2 separate regions of the Homo sapiens genome follow, and region 1 is linked to region 2. The links are chromatin contacts, found by Hi-C or POLR2A ChIA-PET in ENCODE. All regions are on one chromosome and are shown on one strand. Each heading gives the region's core, a stretch centred on a gene start or an enhancer-like site at or near the end of the contact. The rest is flanking DNA. Distances are from core to core; before and after follow the strand shown. Region 1 overlaps PCBP1-AS1 (PCBP1 antisense RNA 1). Region 2 overlaps AAK1 (AP2 associated kinase 1).

Evidence for each region. A loop is a pair of places that touch in the nucleus more often than their neighbours do. ChIA-PET counts read pairs that join two places held with the same protein, here RNA polymerase II (POLR2A). Pooled maps may share reads with other maps.
Region 1: a loop to region 2 is called in a pooled map, with 2.6 times the contacts of the local background. The contact joins two enhancer-like sites. A Hi-C loop is called at or near these places in 1 of 50 pooled maps. POLR2A ChIA-PET finds 5 or more read pairs at or near these places in 3 of 52 experiments (GM10248, T-cell and activated CD8-positive, alpha-beta T cell).

What each region holds. Positions count from the first base shown.
Region 1 is chr2:70,067,134-70,074,847 of GRCh38, reverse strand. The region is part of intron 4 of PCBP1-AS1 (PCBP1 antisense RNA 1); the gene reads left to right. It also overlaps a transcript of ASPRV1 not described here. Among named protein-coding and RNA genes, the nearest start is that of PCBP1-AS1, 16 kb to the left of the region's middle. RefSeq lists enhancers at 3,690-3,759, 3,697-3,991, 5,438-5,517. Within about 2 kb of position 3,852, at least 33 of the 41 ENCODE cell types and tissues checked have a DNase peak (open chromatin) inside an H3K27ac peak, as active enhancers do.
Region 2 is chr2:69,614,010-69,621,489 of GRCh38, reverse strand. All of the region lies in intron 2 of AAK1 (AP2 associated kinase 1), which reads left to right. Among named protein-coding and RNA genes, the nearest start is that of AAK1, 26 kb to the left of the region's middle. Within about 2 kb of position 4,634, at least 3 of the 41 ENCODE cell types and tissues checked have a DNase peak (open chromatin) inside an H3K27ac peak, as active enhancers do.

The DNA of each region.
Region 1 (7,714 bases), core at 2,603-5,102, 450 kb before region 2:
ACTGCGCCTGGCCCCGAGTTCATGCTCTTAACCTCTGCACTCTACTGCTTGTAGTCTTTTCTTACCTCTGTTAAGTAGGTAGTATGGACTGTGTGGTATAAGAGTAGTAGGGCCAGCTCTGTTTTTCTCATATGAAAAATGGGAAGATTTTGACCACTGGACTAGGAATAAAGAGGACTGTGATCTTGACTTGACCCTGCCACCAACTTGCCATATTTAGGACTTCACTTTTTTTAGTTTTATGGTCCTTATTCATTAAACAAAGGGGTTGGGGCCAGGCGCGGTGGCTCATGCCTGTAATCCCAGTACTTTGGGAGGTCGAGGTGGGCGGATTACGAGGTCAGGAGCCTGGCCAATATGGTGAAACTCTGTCTCTACTAAAAATACAAAAAAAGGCCAGGTGTGGTGGTGTGTGCCTGTAGTCCCAGCTACTCGGGAGGCTGAGGCAGGAGAATCGCGTGAACCCAGGAGGCAGAGGTTGCAGTGAGCCAAGATTGTGCCACTGCACTCCAGCCTGGGCGACAGAGCAAGACTCTGTCTCCAAAAAAAAAAAGCAGTTGCTCTAGATGGCCTCTGAAGTCTCTTTGAACTCTGATGTTCTGTAATTGATCATAGGAAGTAAGAGTAACACCTGCTTAACACCTGCTTAGCTCCTTGAGTTTGGGGCAATGGTATTTGTGATTTCTGTTTTTTTTTTTTTTTTTTTTTTTTTTTGAGATGAAGTTTTGCTCTGTCGCCCGGGCTGGAGTGCAGTGGCGAGATCTCGGCTCACTGCAAGCTCCGCCTCCTGGGTTCACGCCATTCTCCTGCCTCACCCTCCCGAGTAGCTGGGACTACAGGCGCCCGCCACCATGCCCGGCTAATTTTTTTGTATTTTTAGTAGAGATGGGATTTCACCGTGTTAGCCAGGATGGTCTCCATCTCCTGACCTCGTGATCTGCCCATTTCGGCCTCCCAAAGTGCTGGGATTACAGGTGTGAGTCACCGCACCTGGCTGTGAGTTCTTAGAGAGTCTGCCTTGTGCAGGGAAGATGCCAGATTCTAGGGCAAGGGATGAGCCGTCTCCCTGAAGAAGGTAGATCTAGGTTCTTTTTTGAGGCTGGTTGCCAAGGGAACCCAGCCTCTGGCCAGCAACAGCCAGCAATGCTTTGGTTGAGGCTTGGGTACACATAATGAAAACAAGCCGCACATTTAGGTTTCATTCCTTGCCTTTCTCCCATCTCCACCTTTCCTTTTTCTTTCCTTGTTAAGCTGCTAGTTTTAAACACATTCATGTGTCAGACACTGTTTTAAATACTTAACAAAGTATCGTTAAGTATCGTTAAAGATTAAATGAAGTATCATTTAATCTTCACAGTAATCTTACAAAATAGGTACTCTTATTCTAAACAGAGGCAAGTAGAGTTAAGTAATTTGTCCAGATTTACTCAAGAGAAAGTAGTATCAAACCCGTACTTTTAGCTACTAAGTTGTACTGCCTGGTTGGATATTTAAAAAAATAGAAGAGGGACTTCTTAGTTATTTATTAGTGGTTTTTGTTTGTTTTGTTTTTATTTAGAATAAAAACTCTTGGAGCTGAAAAGAGCCTTTGAAGTAATTTTATGCAGTCTCCTTGTCTCCAGCCTGCCATCCAATTACAGGAATGTTTTCTATCATTCTCCTGACAAATGATCTTTCAAGTTCTCTTTGAATACCTCCATTAATAGGGGAGCTCATCAGTTCTTAGGACATCGTTGTTGAAAAGCTCTCATTGGTAGAAATATAATCATAATTTTTTGAGATAGGGTCTTGCTCTGTCACACAGGCTGGAGTGCAGTGTTGGATTACAGCTCACTGCAGCCTCAACCTCCCTGGCACAAGCGATCCTCCCCCTCAGCTTCTCCCTTCTCCGAGTAGCTGGGACTACAGGCACATGCCACCATGCCCGGCTGTTTTTTTTTTTTTTTTTTTTAGTTTTTTATAGAGACAAGGTTTCACTATATTGTTCAGACTGGTCTCGAATTCCTGGGGTCAAGTGATCCTTCTGCCTTGACCTCCTGAAGTGCTGGGATTACAGGCATGAGCCACCATGCCCTGCAAAAAATTATTATTTTTGTTTTTATTTTATTTTATTTCATTTTATTTTTGAGACGAAATCTTGCTCTGTCGCCCAGGACAGAGTGCAGTGGCACAATATTGGCTTACTGCAACCTCTGCCTCCTGAGTTCAAGTGATTCTCCTGCCTCAGCCTCCCCAGTAGCTGGGAGTACAGGCACTCACCATCATGCCTGGCTAATTTTTTTATTTTTAGTAGAGACAGGTTTCATCATGTTGGCTAGGCTGGTCTCAAACTCCTGACCTCAAGTGATCCTCCCGCCTCGGCCTCCCAAAGTGCTGGGATTACAGGCGTGAGCCACTGCGCCCAGCCACCTGGCCTTTTTTTATTTTTAAGAGATAGGGTCTTGCTTTGTCACCCAGGCTAGAGTGCAGTGGTGTGATCATAGCTTACTGTAGCCTTGAACTCCTGGGCTCAAGTGATCCCCCTGCCTCAGTCTTCTGAGTAGCTGGGACTACTGTGTGCCACCACACCAGGCTAATTCTAAAAATTTTCTGTAGAGGCTGGGTGCAGTGGCTCACACCTGTAATCCCAGCACTTTGGGAGGCCGAGGTGGGTGGATCACTTGAGGCCAGGAGTTTGAGACCAGACTGGCCAATGTGGCGAAACCCCATCTCTACTAAAAATACAAAAGTTAGCTGGGCATGGTGGTTCACATCTGTGATCCTACCTACTCGGGAGGCTGAGGCATGAGAATTGCTTGAACCCAGGAGGCAGAGGTAGCAGTGAGCTGAGATCGTGCCACTGCACTCCAGCCTGGGCAATAGAGCGAGACTCTTTCTCATAAAAAAAAAAAAGAAAGAAAAATTTTTGTAGAGACTGGGTCTCGCTATGTTGCCTGGGTTGGTCTTGGACTCCTGACCTCAATCAGTCCTCCCGCCTTGGCCTCCCAAAGTGCTGGGATTACAGGCATGAGCCACTGTGCCCTGCTGAAAATTATTTCTTGTTTTGAATTGAAATCTAATTGAGACTTCTCATTAATTTAATTTTTGTTTTTATTTATTTATATTTGAGACGGAGTCCCACTCTGTCACCCAGGCTGGAGTGCAGTGGCACGATATCGGCTCACTGCAACCTCCACCTCCTGGGTTCAAGTGATTCTTCTGCCTTGGCCTCCTGAGTAGCTGGGATTACAGGTGTGTGCCACTACGCCTGGCTAATTTTTATATTTTTAGTAGAGATGGGGTTTCACCATGTTGGCCAAGCTGGTCTGGAACTCCTGACCTCAGGTGATCCTCCCACCTCAGCCTCCCAAAGTGCTGGGATTACAGGCGTGAGGCACTGTGCCCGGCCTAATTTTAGACCAGTACCCCGGAACTATACAGAATAAATGTAATACATCTTCCACATGCAAACTCATGAACCTTTGAAGACAGTCTTCCTATGTGTAAGACATATTTGCAGTTTATCCTAATACCTAAACTTGCTTTCAGTTCAGATCATTCTGCACAGAAACAATTTCTACTTCTCCCTACTTTGTAAATGCAGTCTGACAAATCTGTGCTTCACTTAGGATTATTTAGTTACAAGGTGAGTATGCTTTCCTTTCCTCCTTGAAGAATGAATTGATGGTGAGCTAAGTCTTTACAATTGTCTGTGAGTTTGGAGGGTTTGCAGTCTCCTACTCTTGTAATCATTAGGAGGTCAGGCTGCTGCCCTGCTGCATACGCCATCAGAGCTCACAAAATGGCTGGAAGTTTATCCGGGCACTTGACAAACTGCATTTACTTCATCAGGCCACTAGGTGATGAACAACTCACAAACCCAGACTGCCAGGGACTGTGGTGTACAGGGCAGTTTCTGTTTATACTTGGAAAGGCCATTCGAAGTCATCTGGTCCAAACTCATTAAAAGGTTTTTGTTGGGGAGGGGAAACATGTTTTTTATATAGTTTGTCTTTCCTGGCTTTGTTACAGTTAAATGTTAATTGCCTGGGACATTTCCTTTTTTTTTTTTTTTTTTTTTTTTTGATACGGAGTCTCACTCTGTCACCCAGGCTGGAGTGCAATGGCACAATCTCGGCTCACTGCAGCCTCCGCCTCCCGGGTTCAAGCGATTCTCCTGCCTCAGCCTCCTACAGGCGTGCGCCACTGTGCCCAGCTAATTTTTGTATTTTATTTTTTTAGTAGAGACAGGATTTTGCACTGTTAGGCTGGTCTCGACCTACTGACCTCATGATCGCCCGCCTTGACCTCCCAAAGTGGTGGGATTACAGGCGTGAGCCACCACTTCCAGCCAAGTAGGACATTTCTTTGAGTGATTTTCTTAGAAGGGGGGCATGAGTGGTACTTTCAAAGTCTTTTTATGTCCAATTTCTTTTTAACCTTCGTGTATGAATGATATTGTGGTTAGGTTTAGAATTCTTGGAATACTAGTCCTAGTCTCGACAAAGTCTAAGTAGCTTTCCAGTGTTTTGAGTTTCTGGTGATACAGATGAGAAGTCCAATGGGATTTTTTTTCCTTGTAAGTAATAATCTGTTCTCTTGTTCTGGAAGTTTGTGAATTTTTATTTATGCTTAGAGTTTCCTGTGGTATGCTTCTGGTATGTCTTTTTTTTTTTTTTTTTTTTTTTTGAGATGGAGTCTTGCTCATGTTACCCAGTCTGGAGTGCAATGGCACGATCCCAGCTCACTGCAACTTCTGCCTCCTGGGTTCAAGCGATTCTTCTGCTTCAGCCTCCCGAGTAGCTGGGATTACAGATGCGTGCCACCACGCCTGGCTCATTTTTGTATTTTTAGTAGAGATGAGGTTTCGCCGTGTTGGCCAGGCTGAGGTGTATGCCTTTTAAAAATAACACTTGTTGGCACTTGATGAGCCTTTTAGACTTAAAAACTTAAAGTCTTTTTTCTGTTCAAGGTTGTTTTATTGCTTCCCTTTCTTTTTTTTTCCAACCTCCTTACTTTATAGAACTCAGAAAGGTGAAGTGACTTGTCCAAGCTCATATAGCTAGTTACAGATGAACCTCAAGCAAATAACCTGACTCCTTTGATGAACTAGACTTTTGTGTATTGAATATTGCTCCATTGAGAGGGCCATTATGAACAACTTAGAAACTTTTTAGTGAGACAGGAATTTTGCCAAGCCTTTGTGGGGAGATGAAGAAGGAAGAAGAGATAAAATTCATTATTTGTGGCCCATTTGAAGGGCTAAAGAATTCGCAAGTTCCCTGGTATCTCAGTTATTGAGCTACCCCGAAGCTCTAAAATGTAATAAAACCAGGAAGTTGCTTGAGCACTTGGAGAATTAGATTTTTAGTAGTCAGGAGTTGGATAAATGTGGTCATGCCCTATTGTAAATATCAAAAACATATAAATGGCATCCGAAGGCTTGGAGACAGACATCATAAACCATGTCTTATCAGTGGTCTGGTTTCTGTTTTGAGTTCCAACCTGGGATGCTTCTGTGGGAACCACCTGTTCCTGGCTCTGTTGATCTTTGGATTTCCCCAGCCCTTCAGTCCCTTTCAGTTTTGAAATGAAACCTACCCCAGAGGGCGAGGTCAGGTTACGAAGAGGACTTTGACAGCTCACCTTGGGTTGTTTTTTTCCCCCAGAGCTGTCTAGTGTGTGACTGTGTGAGGTGTGAGGCTCAGCAGGCTGTGATACAGATTAATTGATGGTGAATCAGCTGTTGGGTAAGGCCTGGGCTGTGTCATTTTTTGGGTAACCAGGAAAACATGACCAAATACATTGTCTTTCATCTATAGAAAGTTGAAACTTAAGGGTACAATCACCAGAAAGCTGCCCATGATCTCTGCCTTTGGTTTACTGACGAAGGAAAGGCTTTTTTTTTTTTTTTTTTTTTTTGAGACAAGAGTTTTGCTCTTGTTGCCCAGGCTGGAGTGCAATGGCACAATCTCTGCTCACTGCAACCTCCGCCTCCTGGGTTCAAGTGATTCTCCTGCCTCAACCTCCTGAGTAGCTGGGATTATAGGCATGTGCCACCACGACTGGCTAATTTTGTTATTTTTTTTTTTTTTTTAGTAGAGACGCGTTTTCTCCATGTTGGTCAGGCTGGTCTCGAACTCCCGACCTGAGTCAGGTGATCCGCCCGCCTTGGCCTCCCAAAGTGTTGGGATTACAGGCATGAGCCACTGTGCCTGGCTGAAGGAAAGGCTTTAACTTGCCTTCATCTTTCCTCATTTGTAGATCTTCCTTACCTCCTTTCTATTCACATCTCTAGCTTCCTGCTGCTGCTCTAGCTACTAAACCTTTACATAATGTGCCTTTTGGAATTGGTGCTTTGGAAGTGACTCCTCTAGATACCCCTAGAAACCCCCGTTCTCCAGCCAGACTCACAGAATGCAGCTTGCCGCCTCCTTTTTCTGTAAACCTGGTTTCCATAAGATTGCAGCACTTCATTTGGAATCTTTACAAGTGAAACTAGCTCTTTCTTCAACCCACTCCTTACCACTTCACCCCTGACTTTGCCTGACTGTACTTCAGCCCCATTCCTCAGCACTCCAGAGCTGCCTCCAAATGGCCAGATACTTTCAGATACCTTTTGCTCTTTGAAATTTCTGCTGGCCAGGAGGCCAGCAAGGCCACTTGATCACTGTCCTTGAAGCTGGCATCTATACCCATTTCCCCTGTGTGTGTTGCGATTTTGGTGTCTGATCTCTCCTCCTGGGGCTATAGCCCAGGCTCAGAGATTGGTGACCAGGGCTTGCCTGGAGCCAAGGATTTGGGATAGAGTGTGGACTTAGGGGGCTTGGTGTTAACATTTCAGAGGTAGACAGATGAGAAGCCAGAATACGTGAACCTCAAGGCCAGTGGAGGATGGGAAGGACAGAGAGAATTTAGTATCTGAAGCAAAAGATGACCTTTGTAAGCTTCTCCTCCTGCCCAATCTTTTTGAAAAATTATTTAATTTACAGAGAATATAATAAATGATATTTTTAAAATACCAAAACATTGTAGATCATATTTTGGCTATTCCTGTCTCCCCATTTCAGTTATTTCTGTATTCACTAGAGGTAATGTATTGGTGATTTGGAATGTACCTGCCATACTTCTTCCTGTGTGTTTATTTACACATGTATGAACCCAGAAAAAATTTAAAGTATTATTTTTTGTTTTATTTAATTCTCTATACAAGTGATATAACATCTTATGTATCATTCTGGTATTTTCTTCTATGATTTAATAACATGCTTTGACAGTATTCCATGTTAGTACAAACAGGCATATCTCATTCTTTTTGGTGCTGGATAGTATTTCATAGAATGGATATGCTGTATTTTATTTGGCTATTTTTCTATGAAGACATTAAGGTATTTCCAGTTTTTGGGTGATCTCAACCTCTTTGGCAGCTTCAGTTACCATCTACACGTGGATGATTCCCAAATCTCCAGCCCAGATCTCTAGACCAGATTATCCAATTGCTTACAACCCCACTGGGATGTCTTGCAGCCCCCTGCTTTTTCTCACTTGCTCCTTCTCCAGTGCCCAATCATATACATTATAGACAGTATGCAGCGGCTAAAGCCCCAAACCCAGTAATGATTAATCATTCCTTCCTTCCCTTCCCACGTCTGACAACCAGTCACTAGGACTTGTCCTCCCTACCTCCTCAGTATTTCTTGAATCTAATCATTTTCCCTCTCCATTGCTACTGCCC
Region 2 (7,480 bases), core at 3,385-5,884:
TTTTTTTTTTGGTGGAGTTTTGCTCTGTCGCCCAGGCTGGAGTGGTGCAGTGGCACAATCTCAGCTCACTGCAACCTCTGTCGCCTTTTTTCAAGCGATTCTTCTGCCTCGGCCTCCCGAGTAGCTGGGACTACAGGTGCACACCACCAAGCCCGGCTAATCTTTTTTGTATTTTTGTTAGAGACAGAGTTTCACCATGTTGGCGAAGCTGGTCTCGAACTCCCGACCTCAGGTGATGCCTTAGTTTCCCAAAGTGCTGGGATTACAGGCGCAAGCCACCACGCGCAACCAAAATTGCCTTTACTCCTACCACTCGACTCTACTATATACTTGAATTCAGAACATCCCAGCATGGACCAGTATATCACCTAACACCGTGCTTCCTCCTTAAAAGAAATACACATGTCAGTGAAAGACAGGAAGTACTATGAGTGTATATACAAGGCTCTGGTGTTCTTTACACCCTGGTGGACGCACCACAGTGAGAGTTGGGCAAAGGGTATGCTTTTTAAAAATTTTATTTCATTAAAGTTGGCTAATGGCTTTGAGAAACTTGGGCAAATCATTTTAAGGAAAGATATCTAGGGAAGTTAAGTATCATGGCATTGATTTGTTTGAAGCTGTCCATACAGGGATACTTGTATTCAAGTTTGCAAATCACTAGTCAAGAGTCAGAAGAGTAGTGGGCTGAGGATGGAATTTAGGCTTAGCAACATTTAAGGGGTAGCTTAGTAAGGAGAGCCCTTAAAGGTGACAGAGAAGGAATGTCCAGCGAGGTGGGAGGAGAATCAGTAGAATGCAGTGTCTCGCAGACATGGGATCCAACAAAATTAAAAAGTTGGAAGTAAAGAGGGTCAAATATCCCAGAGAGGTCAAGTAGGATAAAGACTGGAAAGTGTCCTCTGGATTGGCCAGTGGAGTGGCATTGACCTCTGCAAGAGCATTCAGAAGAGTGATGGAAACGGAATTATAGATTACAGTGAGTTGGTGAGTGGGAGCACCAAGTCTAAACTATTTCTTTGAGAAATGTTCATAAGAAAAGAAAGGGAGAGATCATAGCTTGGGAGATGCTTGAGCATATCAGTAGGCTGATGGGAAGAGGCACCAGGCTAGAGAGAGGAGGTCAGGGGAGAGATTGAGGTTAAAACAGAAGAGAGGGCAGTTCCTCATGGAGCAAGGTCCCAGAGGAGACAGGAGGGAATGGAGTAGTCTTCATTTTTAAAAATTGCAATTCCATTCTTTTAGATACTCAGGCCAAAAACCTCTTGTCATTCAGTTTATCAGAAAATCCTGTTTGCTCTATATTCACAATACAGCCAAGGTCCAACCACTTCTTACTGCCTTCGTTGCTGTCTCTCTGGGCCAGCCTGTCATTGGCCTGGATGATGGCAGCTGTTTCTTCACTGGTCTCTCCACTGCTGCCTGAGCCTCCTCAGTCTACTCAGCACAGTAGCCAGAGTGAGCCTTTAAAGTGCCAATCATTTCATGTTAGTTACTCCTCTGCTCAGAAGCGTCCAGTGATTCCCCATCTCAGAGTAAAACTGTAAATCCTGCTGTGGCCTAGAAAGTGCTATGCTCTGCCCCACCGTTTCCTCTCTGCATTCTTATTTTACTCTTCTCCTCTGGTTATTGCTCTCTATCCATACTGGCTTCCTTCCTGTGGTTTCTTAAAGCAGGGCAGATTCGCACCTCCCTGCTCAGGCCTCTTGTACTTGCTGTTCCCCTTGCCTGTGGAATGTGTCCTCTAGGTAGCCCCAAAGCTTGCTCTCCCTCACCTATTTTGCTTAAATGTCACTTTCTGAGAGAGTCCTTCCCTGACCATTCCATTAAAATTTGCAACCCCTCCCTCCCGGCAGCACTCCCTCCCTCTTCCCTGCTTTGGCTCTGCTATATAACGTGCTTGTTTGTGTATTGTCTCTCCTCTTTGGAACTTAAGCTTTATGAGCTTTTCTGTTTTATTCACAGGCCTAGAACCATGGCTCTCATAGAGTAGGGACACAGTAAATATTTGTTGATTAAATGGGTGGATGGATGAATAAGATCAAGGCTGAACCTTGGGAAAGAAGAGGGAAATTTCACACTCTGAGACAGGAGGAGATGAGTGAATCTGTATGGATATAGATAAGTTTGTAGTGGGGAAGCCTTGGGGGTAGGGTGGGAATTGAAGGCAATCATAACAGATACCCTCAATTTTCTGGAGTAAGGAGGCAAGGTTGTCTGCCGAGGATAGTGGTAAGTATGGGGCTGAGGATACTCCTGAGAGTTGGGTTAGTCATCGAGGGGAATGAGAGAGGGAGCTAACCAAGGACAAGGAAAGGACCCAAGCCAGGATGGACACCATGAGGCAGTCTTGTAAGGCTGTGTGATTTGAGGTTAGGAACAGAGCAGGTGGATTTAGCATTGATTCAAGGTTGGGGAGGTGTGAGGGGAGGCTAGGAGTGCACAGAAATCAAAGGAGCAGTGTAGATGGTCAACCATGGGGCCAGAATGGGGAGACAAGCCTGTCTAAGCAGGGGGTTGATTGGTTGATTGAAAGAAAATGGAAGAGTCAGAGCATGGAGGACTGGATGGTCAGGCCAGAATGAAAGCCTAAGGGAATGGAAGTCTTGGAGGGTGTGTCAGAATGGGGGAGACTGATGTTTAAGATTTGTGTTGACAAGGTCTAGAGGGTGGCCATGGATGTGTAGGTCATTGAGAGGACCAAAGGTCAGTGTCGTGAAGAAATCTGGAGGCTGCAGTTTAGGAATAAGTGGATTTTGAGACCACCCAGAAAGATGGTAGGAGTTGCAGTGGAGGGAAGCCAAGATGCTACAGGCATCCGTGAATGTTAGAGACTGAGCCAGAGGGGGAAGTACAAAGGCAAGGCAGGGTGGAAGCCAGTGTAGCCACGTGGCATGAGCTCAAAGGAGCAGGAATTTTTACATGAGGGTGGAGGAGTGATGGTTTGGAGTCAACTCAGGAGAGCAAGGAAAGTTCTGACCTCCTGCGCTAAGCTACTGAGGCGTAGGAAAATATGGCATCAGAGGGCTAGTGATGCAAGTGATATTGGCTGGTGCAGGAGCAGGACCGAGCAAGTTGGATGATTTATCCTTTGGCTTGATTGTGGAGCTAAGTTGTTTTTATTGTTAGGTATTTATAATTTATGGCATTTATTTGGCAGCTTAACTTCCTCTTATTAAAAGGAACCCATTTTTATTTTGCATGTATTTTACTTATATATTAGTATATTGAATATTATATATTTATTTATATCTCTACTTATATTTAATTTTATGTGTACATGAATTCTTTTTTCTCCTTTGGGTCTTGGCTTTGTGACAAAAAAGACCTTGCATGGTCGCTGTAGAGGCATCTTCAGGACCTGGTTTTGAATTTGCTTTTTGTATTTTATTGCTGGGAGCTCCTGCTTACCTTTCACTTTTATGCCCTCCTGGTCAGGTTGGTTGCCTCATGGTTCTTTTTTATCACTAGACTAATGATTAATTCTTAGTGAAGCCCTTCACCTCAGAGGTTGCTGAATGATGAAGGACCACTTCCCTGAATCTTTGCTCAGCAGCCTCGAGATAAAGGAGGAGGTATGACTCTGTCAGCCAAAAAGCCTAATCTTTGAGTTGGAAATGGTTTATTCCTTGTATATTCTTTCTAGGTGTTAACAAACCAAAATAGTAGAGGCATCTCCATTAAATGTGGCCTCTTCTATACTCCTAATGCTTCCAGCTCTTCACTTTATCCCTTCACAGGAGCAGGCACAGCGTGCTGCTGGGAATGTCTGTTCACTTCTTTTACATGTGATTAGTTGTTCCTGATGTTTGCACTCTCATACACTCAAGCATGTGGCACATACCTCTTTAGGATTTGCTGCATCTTACAATAACGATTTATTTATCAGTCTTCTAAGCTGTTCTCCCTTCATCCCTGACCCAACTTGGACTCCTTGAGGGTATGGTTAGGTTCTCACTCATCTTTTTGTATGCTTTTAATAAGTAGGTATTTAGGAAGTAGGTATTAAATTAATGCATTAAACTTAGAATTCAAACAGCCTAACTCACAGATCTTGCAAAGGAGAAACTATGCCCAGAGGATTAAATGGCCTGTCCGAAACTACACAGCTAGGTTCAATTGGGATTAGAATCCATTTCTCCTCTCAAGCTTGTGGGGTCTTCTGAAAGATTAATGTCAAAGCAACTCGATGTGAATTGATTGTGTTCCTTAAAGTTAGAGATAATTGAATTCCTTGAAAATTCACTTATATCTTCTAGGGATAGGGGCTTTCAACCTTTCATTTCACCTGTTACCCTGTTTGGGGGTGGTGTGATGGTTTGGAATTTTGTTGTTCTTGACTGAGATTAGAGAATGAGGGCCTAGGCACAGGGAGGCTCTGTTCTGCTTGTCAAACCAGTAGGTTTGCTTTTTCCTTGACCTATACCTTAAGGACATCCTTCTATCTTGTAGGTGCTAGTGGAGCTATGTTACCATACACTGGGGATAGGATGAGGGCCCCTGGATAATCTGTGGCCTGGCAAGTGACACAGGCAGAAAGCAGCATGTCCAGGTCCCTCGTGGGTGGCTTGGGGGAACTTGGGGTTAGAAAAAGGGCATTATAACCAGGTGCTAGAAGTTCACAGATAGGTCATTTGTGGCTGGTAGGATTGGCAGGAAACAATGAGTCACACTGGTAGGTATACAAGGGATAGAAAAAGAAGAAATTTTTGATAATTGCTAGAGAGCCCTTTTTCCATTTAGACCAGTAGGTCTCAATTGTGGCTGTTTTGCCCCCCAGGAGACACTTGGCAATATCTAGAGACATTTTTGATTGTCACACCTAGGAAAGGGCTATTACAGGCATCAAACGAATGGAGGTCAGGGATGCTGGTGAATATCCTGTAGTGCATGGGATGGGGATGGCCCCCATAACAGGGAATTATACAGTCCAAAGTCATGAGCGTCCAGGTTGAGAATCCCTGATTTACACCCTGGGCCCCAACATCAGTACTCTGGTGGTTACTTAAGTCATAAAAAAAATAGTTTTTTATATATACTTTACTTTGAACTCTATTGTTAAATGGCAAAATCAGGTTTATTTCACCTTTTTCTTTTCGTTCTTTTTTTAAAATGGAGGCAAAATTCACATAACATAATTAACCATTTTAAAGTGAACAGTTCAGTGGCATTTAGTACATTAACAATGTTGTGCAGCTGGGCATGGTGGCTGGTGGCTGTGATTCCTGCTACTCAAGCGGCTGAGGTGAGAGGATCACTTGAGCCCAGAAGCTCAGCCTGGACAACAGCAAACTTCATCTCTAAAAGAAAACCAGAAACCAAAACTAAACATAATGTTGTGCAACCACTACCTCTATCTAGTTCCAAAACATTTTCATCGCCCGAAAAGGAAAGTGGTACCCACTAATCAGTTTTTAGTACAGACAGGGTTTTGCCGTGTTGCCCAGGCTGGTCTTGAACTCCTGAGCTCACATGATTTGTCTGCCTTGACCTCCCAAAGTGCTGTGATTACAGGCATGAGCCACCATGCCCAGTCACTATGTTTAGCTTTAACATAAAATTTACCATTTTAGTATTTAACCTTTGATATAGACTTGTCATTCCACAAACACATTTTAAGCCCCATGTCATGAGGGCACTGTTGAAAGCACTGCATAAATTATGATGAACAAAACAGTTATAGGTGTTTTTCTCCTAGAGCTTACAGTCTAGTGGGGAAGGCAGACATTGAACTCCCACCAGTAAGTTTTCAAGTCCGGGAAGTGAATTTAGCTGTAAAAGTATAGGAGTTGAAGCCAGTGCAGTAGGATTGACTGTCACAGTTTCTTGCTTTCCACTTTCTTTCTGTGTGAGTACAGTTTCTTTCATATAAGAGCAAATTCATAGCCAAAAAGAAACAGGGAAGGAAGAAATGAAGAAAATAAATGAGAGAAAGCAAGACCCAGGAGCGAGGAGGAGGGAGGATTGGGGAGGTCCTCCCAGGAAATCCCGTGTTTCAGGTTCTTCTAGAAACTCCTCAGGCCAGTTCTTAAAACATCTTCCACTGTGGTCTGTCTTTATCTTTTGAGTCATATAGATGGGAATGGTATTTCCATTTGGTTAAATGGTACTGGGTTAAAAAGCAAAATAACATACCCTGCCTCCCATCCTCTGTGTCTCTCATAAGGATCAGAGCCCAAGTGACATGAGGTCAGCTGAGTGCCCAGCAGGACTGAACTATTCTGGCCTGCGGGGCTTCTCTGCGAAGTCCCGAGAAGTGGCTAAGCTGAGGTCGAAGTCCACATGGAAAGGACAGCACCAATGGGCATGCAGTTTCCTTGGTAGACTATGTAAGTGAAAACCCTAGAAGGAAGGTTTTTGATGGTGCCCATGAGGAAAGAGGACAGCAACATGTTTTGTTTTTTTCCTCGTGGTTGGGGTCATATTAATTTCTTAGGGCCACAGTAACAAATGACCACAAACTGGGTGGCTTACACCAGTAGAGATTAATTAACCTTCTCACAGTTCTGGAGGCCAGAAGTGAGAAATCAATGTGTTGACAGGGCCGTGCTCCCTCAAAAGCTCCAGGGGAGAATCATTTCTTGCCTATTCTGGCTTCTCGTGGCTCCAGGCATTCCTTGGTTTGTGGCTCCATCACTCCAGTCCCTGTCTCAGTTTTTGCATGACCTTCTCCTCTTCTGTGTGTCTCTCCTCTGAGTGTCTCTTCTAAGGACACTTATCATTAGATTTAGGGTCTGCCAGCATAATCCAGGATGACCCCCATCTTGAGATCTTTCAATTAATTACACCTACAAAGACTCTTTTTCTATATAAGGTCACATTTACAGGTTTCTGGGCTTAGGACATGGACCTTTCTTTTGGGGGAACCATTATTCAACCTACCAGAGTGGTGAAGGAGACAGGGTGTTGGGAGCAAAGGTTTTTGTTTTTGTTTTTGTTTTCCTGGTTGGGAGAGAAGGAAGCAAAATGCCGTGGAGAGTGCCATGACTAAATCCCTCACCTGGGACCCTGCACTGTTGCTGCCACTCTCGGGAAACTTTCAGCTTGAAATGCCAGCTCCACGGGGCAGGACTGGAATGGCCTGACCAGGTCTGGCTTCATGAGAGAGAGTTTACTAGACTCCTCCTTCCAGCTGTTACACCTGTCCCTGTGTGACTCCATGTCTGCCTTCCTTCAATGAGCCTTTCCTCTTCCCTTTCTCCTTCCTTGCCTTTGTTTTCAGCCTGTTTTCTCACCAGTATTTTGTGTTTCTTTGGTATTTCTCTCTAGTCATGGACAGTAAATGAAACAGAAGTAGGCATTTTACTAATTTTAACCTTTATTAATGAATTCTTTGTTGCTTGTCTTCTGAGCTGACTCACCTGATAGTGGTGCTCAAAAGGAAAACCATTTCCTCTACTCACATTTCTGACACCAAATCTAAGTTTTTTCCACACTAACAATCAGTTATTTGACTTCCTAGACACCGTTTGGGTGTCCT